Linked DNA regions of Mus musculus: region 1 is linked to region 2. A link is a loop called in an ENCODE intact Hi-C map of the cell type or tissue named here. Cell type or tissue: left cerebral cortex. All regions are shown on one strand. Links, peaks and the distances in the headings refer to the core of each region. The heading gives the core; the rest is flanking DNA. Region 1 holds the start of Pls1 (plastin 1 (I-isoform)). Region 2 overlaps Pls1 (plastin 1 (I-isoform)).

Region 1 (2,813 bases), core at 73-2,572, 62 kb before region 2:
TATTTTCTCTCTGCTTTCTCCAGTTCAGCATAATGATTTTGAGATTTATCTATTGTAGGGAGCAAATGAAGTCCTGAGTGAGTGGGCTTCACCATGTCAGGTACCCCAGTGCGTCAGCCCTGTGGAGATGGCAAAGCCTTCCCTGGGTCTGGAAAGGCTCAGAGGGATGGCCAAGCCTTCCTCTGGACCATTTACAGGCATTGGTCGTGTGGGCTGAAAAGGTCACCATTGCTGCCCATGGACTGCTTTCCTACAGAGACTGCCCCACCGCTCTCCCACTGAGTCTCCCTACACCTGCCTCCTTGTTCAGCTACACGCAATAACCCCACCTCCCCATTCAACTGTACATAATAAACTACACATAAACCATCTCCAGGACCCTGTGGCTTCTCAACCTTGGAGCCCAGACCACCCAATCTCAGCTTTTTTTCCCTGTCCATTTCTCTCTGTGTGTTTTCTTTTTCTTCCTTCACTCCTGGTATAGGAGGATGTGGCAATCTATAGTGAAGCATTTAGATCGGTCATTCTCTTTTAGTACCAAGTAGTAGTCCATTGTGCTGATGTAGCACGTTTGCTTTTGACAGTCAATTCCTTCCAACTGTGGCTACAGAAAAAGAGAAGGAAGCTACTACATCAGTATTCAAGCCTCTATGTGATATGCTTTAGTTTATCTTGGACAAGAGCTAAGAATGAAATGGCTAAGTCATGTTGTACATACATGTTTAAGTAAATATTTTGAGAGAACACAATTCCTCTTGTACATCTGCACTCAGACAAAAACGTTATTTATTGGACTTTCTGGGTTATGGGATTTTCTAGGCACGGAGAAGTCCTTAGCTCACTCCTCTTTGGCCCAACCAATTCTTTTGGACTTTAAACAGTTTCAGTGTACTGAAGCCACATTCCTACCGGCCTGATTGCTACCTGTTCTGCATCAGTTCAGGACTACAGGGCCAAGGGTCACCTAGGACCTTAGGTCAAAGGACAGCAAAAGTACCCTGCACACCTGTGGATCATGCTACCAGAAAAGCACACAAGAGCCCTTGAAGCTGCGTTCCGTTGGCTTGACTCAGATGTTGTTGGAAAAAGGTCCTGCCTTTGTTTGAGTGTGGGCTTTGGTTATTTATTTTAAATAGGTGTGGCTGTTTAATAAAGAGGGAAGGATCATCTGAATTCCCCAGAAGGGAGAAGGATGAGAGAAATTGTTTTACTTTAATAATTATCTTACCTTGTGAGCTGTAGTTTTCAAAAGTGCTATGCATACTAGTGTTCTGAGAACACATTAGAAACATCCAGCATTCAGATAAAAGATGCGGATACTCTGGGTTTGAGAGCTGTTTGAACAAAAACCTGAGGCCCCCTTGTTTGAGAACCACCGTGCTAAAACTCATTTCAGGGGTGCAGACAGTTGTAATTAGGCTGAGTGAAGCGTGGGCAGCAGGGATGACGCCCCTGCAGCGCGGGTCCACTTCCCCATCTTCCATCCCCCAACCTCAACACAAACCTCTTTAGTTAGCTCCTGCAAGCCTCCTTTCACCTGACTGCAAAGATCTGGTGGCCTCTCCCCTGGGTGCAGCAACTAAAACCTGGCGAGTGGATTTCAAGCGTGCGGGTGGGGGTGCGGGACGAGCATGCGCAGTGGCGCGAGCGCAGGAGCAAGGAGGCGGGTGAGTGGCAGCCGCAGCGGAGCGGACCAGACCAGCGGGCGCGGGGATCCCGGGCAGGAGCTGCCGAACGGCCGCCGCAGGTACCGGGGGCTGGGTGCCTGAACGCACAAGCGGGCGTGGGTCAGGAGGGGGAGGCCGGGCAGGAAAGGCAAGCTTGGCTTAGCGGCGCTCGGCGAGGGCTCCGGGTTCCTCCGACACCTGCGGGCGCGCTCCTGCCCTGCGGCGGAGTCTTGCGCTCAGGTGTGAAGTCCTGTGTGTCGCTGCTTAAGCCCCAGCCCAGGAAGCACATCGTGATACCCTGCATCTAGGAAGGGAGGGTACTAAGTTTTCTGGTTTAAACTTTGCGTGGCTGTTGAAGAGGTTTTTCTGATCCGTTGGTGTGTCTCTTAAGTTGTGTTACTGTGTTCGCCTCTGGTGCACAGGCGAATGTAGGGACAGAATGAAATTGCATCCGTGTTTGCTGGACTTAAGTGCCTTTCCAGGAGCCCTGGGGCCTCTGGATGCAGTGCAAGAAATGTCAGTCTTAGGGGAAAGTGCCAAGAATTTTGTGCGATTCAGCAGGCTGCATTTTCGAGTATAAGCTTTAAAAATTAAAAAGAAAAAAATACCAAAACAAAATACAGAAACCCATTTTTAACATTATTACCCCCATCCCAGGCTTCAATGAGTAGTATTGAAAAGAAAAACTTTCCTAGTTATTTACATTGTGTGACTTATACAGACATGTATCCTACCTCAAAGCTGTTGTAGACTGTATGGGGCCAACACGGAATGAACATTTCTTTGTTGGAGGAATGTGGAATCATAACTAGAATTTCAGGATGAATACAGAGACCAATGTTTTGGCCCCACAAAGGTGAAGCAAGGGCATTTAATTCCACGCCCCACCTCTTGTAACCAACTCCTCTTTAAACTTAATTCATTAGTGAAATTCTATAGGAAAGTGTTAAATTTGTGATGCGAGAGGCACGTGACCGTAGTAAGTGTAGGAAACGGAAAATTGAAGTTGAGGAGGAAAAAACAAACTAGAAAAGAGATCACAGAAGACCCCCCCCCCTTCCCTTTATTTTCCTGCCGTGAGGGTTTTAATGGTCGAAATAATATACAGTTGGTCTGGTTTTGTTCCGAGGGACCTCTGAGGTCAGC
Region 2 (2,813 bases), core at 118-2,617:
TTATGCCTGTTAGGCAAGAGCCTCCTCTGGAAACACATCAACTCATGTGTGTGCACATGTGTGTTTGTTATTTTTTGCTTATGTTAACTTTATTCAGTACTGGATTTCATTGTGATCTTCTTATGCACATGTGTAATGTATTTGGACCTCCCCCACTCTGGCTGGCCACCTTCTTCCCAACCCTAACCCAATACATCTTTTATAAGCCCCAGATCACAGCAGTTATATCCTTCTTAGGTGATAGAGTTTATTTCCATTGATTTCTTTTTTGCCTTTTCCTCTGATTTAAACAATCTATATGTAGGTGGGTATAATTGGCCTCTCGTGAGTTGTTTCTAACTCAGGTGATTTCAGTAGCAGTTTACATCTGGGAATATCCAGCCAAATGCATTTTCTACGAATGTAAGATGCATGCCCTCCTTCTTGTCTACCGTGCAGCGAATCCCCTTTCTCCATCCCCGAAGTCTTTGATCGGATCTCAGTAGTGTTCAACAGTGTTGCTCACTCTCTCGCTTAACAGGAGCGAACAAGTATGTTCTTGTTAGTGTGATAAATGGTGTGAATGAAGTTTGCCTACTGAGACTCTCTGTTTTCAGAGGAAGAAAAAGTGGCTTTTGTGAACTGGATAAACAAAGCTCTGGAGAATGATGCAGACTGTAGCCACCTCCTACCCATGAACCCCAACGACGGCAGCCTTTTCAAGTCGCTGGCAGATGGCATCCTTCTCTGGTGAGCTGAACACGGGAGCCGTGCACTCCTACTGTCCCAGCGCTGGGTGTTCCCTGGACACTGCTCTCCAGAGGATGAGTCACGACTGTCCAGAAACTTAAGTGTTGTGTGGTCTTCAGCATCTCCCCTGGGATGTAGTATTTCGTATCTGTTACCATAACAACGCATGGAGCTTCAGAGTCCGTCACTGTGTTGTAAAATGTTGACATGGTTTTTCTTTCCGCTTCTCTGTGAGAGTGCTGACAGGGGTGGGAGCATGGGGCGGGGCGTAGAAGGAAGACACGCCTTCATTAGACGCAAATGAAGCCGAATTTCATTTCAGCTTCTGCTCTTCTCTGTCTGTTTCGCACACACTTCCTTGTGAACTTCCTAGGAGCTCATCTGTCTTTGTCATGTTTACCACAGGTGTATGGTCACAGCATACTTCTTTTTAAAAAACAAAAACAAAACAAAACAAAAAAAACCACTTGAAATTCAACCTGTTTTCTTTGTGTGTGTGTGTGTGTGTGTGTGTGTGTGTGTGTGTGTTTTGCTTGCATGTATATGTACAGCACCTATGCTTGATGCCCGTGGAGGTCAGAAGAGGATATCAAATCCCTGAAACTACAGTTTCAAGATGCTTGTGAGCCACCTTGTGGGTGCTGGGAGTTGAACTCTGTTCTTCTTCAAGACCAAGAAATGCTCTCAACTTCTGAGCCATCTCGCTAGTACCAAGTCCCAGCACACATCTTTATACAATGCAGTGTCTTTATTTTTTTTAATTAAAAAAAAATATATAGTACAATTACAAAGAAAATGCATATCACAAATACCCAGAGCACCTGTGACTAACTCAGCACCTGGCATGTTGTCTTCAGGGTTGTTTTGTGTGTGTGTGTGTGTGTGTGTGTGTGTGTGTGTTGTGTATTTATTTAAAAAGGAAATAAAATCCCTGAACCTTCCTATAAATATAGGAAATCAGTATCTATAAAATATACTTTAGTTTTCATTTATATTTTTTTCTCTTCCCCCAACTTTTAGAGAATGTCTGACTATGAGCCAAAACTACTTTCTTATTTTTATATTCTGAAACATAGAGACAAAAATCCATATTTTTTCTTTTTAAAATGTGTAAATTTCTTTTTCCTTTTTGATTTTTCAAGATAGTTTCCCTGTGTAGCCCTGACTGTCTTAGAACTTGATACATAGACCAGGCTGGCCTCAAAGTCAGAGATCCACCTGCCTCTGCCTCCCTACTGCTGAAATTTAAGGGTATGTGGCACCACTGTCCCGCTAAAATGTCTAAATTATTGAAGTCCTCAACCAAGGCGTTTGCTCCTTCACCTTCTGAGACAACACAATTCATAGTGTGTTGACGTCCATGGAAGCCGGAAGTTTCAGGATTTGTCTTGGGTAGTTAATCTGTTTCCATCTGAGGAAACAGTGGAGATTCCGATGCAGCGAGTGGAGGCGGGCCACTGTAGAAGGCAGTGATGGGCTCAGACAGACAGCTGTCTGAAGTTTTCTAATGACGTACCTGACACGAACGGCTGCTCAGTAAGATAGAAAGGCTATTCTTTTCTAAAGTAACCAATCGGATTGCTTTGCCACGATGAATTAAAAACATTTCTAGAAAGTTTCGGCTAAATGGTTCCTGTTCTCTCTTCAGCAAAATGATCAACTTATCCGAGCCAGATACGATTGACGAGAGAGCCATCAATAAGAAGAAGCTCACTCCGTTCACGGTGTCGGTGAGTACCTGCCTCTTGCTGGCAATGTGTGACTGTGCTCAAAGCTGTCCGTGGTGCTGGGGATTTAAACACAACCTGTCATTTAAAAAAATGTGAAAAGAATTCCAGTGTCTCGAATTGAAACCAAGCTACATTTTATAATAGAATCCATTAAGGTTTTAAGTACTTTGGATAAATCTCTGTATTAAAGGCCGTAGTGCTAGTTTACATTACAGTTGCTCTTTTATTGATGATCTTTGGATGCCAGTGTCCATTTGTCCTCTTCCCTTCCTCCTTCCCTCCCCCTCCTTCCCTTTTCCTTCCATCCCCGTCTCTTCTTCCTCTTTACATCATACACTCTGCCTCTTTTGTCTT

The links. A loop is a pair of places that touch in the nucleus more often than their neighbours do. Peaks named below come from ENCODE experiments on the same cell type or tissue, not always from the same donor. Only the 100,000 strongest peaks of a DNase experiment are listed, where the experiment ranks them.
Region 1: a loop joins it to region 2, with 2.2 times the contacts of the local background. A loop is called at or near these places in 3 of 42 quality-filtered maps.

Annotation. Positions count from the first base shown.
Region 1 is chr9:95,844,105-95,846,917 of GRCm38, reverse strand. It overlaps Pls1 (plastin 1 (I-isoform)), which reads left to right and starts at 1,639. Exons shown (of 16, transcript NM_001033210.3): 1 at 1,639-1,747. In left cerebral cortex, for the core only: no CTCF peak of the experiment used is centred there; a DNase peak (open chromatin) is centred at 1,608; H3K4me3 peaks cover 1,471 bases; H3K27ac peaks cover 755 bases.
Region 2 is chr9:95,782,016-95,784,828 of GRCm38, reverse strand. It overlaps Pls1 (plastin 1 (I-isoform)), which reads left to right. Exons shown (of 16, transcript NM_001033210.3): 5 at 597-729; 6 at 2,378-2,459. Among named protein-coding and RNA genes, the nearest start is that of Trpc1, 33 kb to the right of the region's middle. In left cerebral cortex, for the core only: a CTCF peak has its summit at 1,362 (motif pointing left); a DNase peak (open chromatin) is centred at 689; H3K27ac peaks cover 478 bases.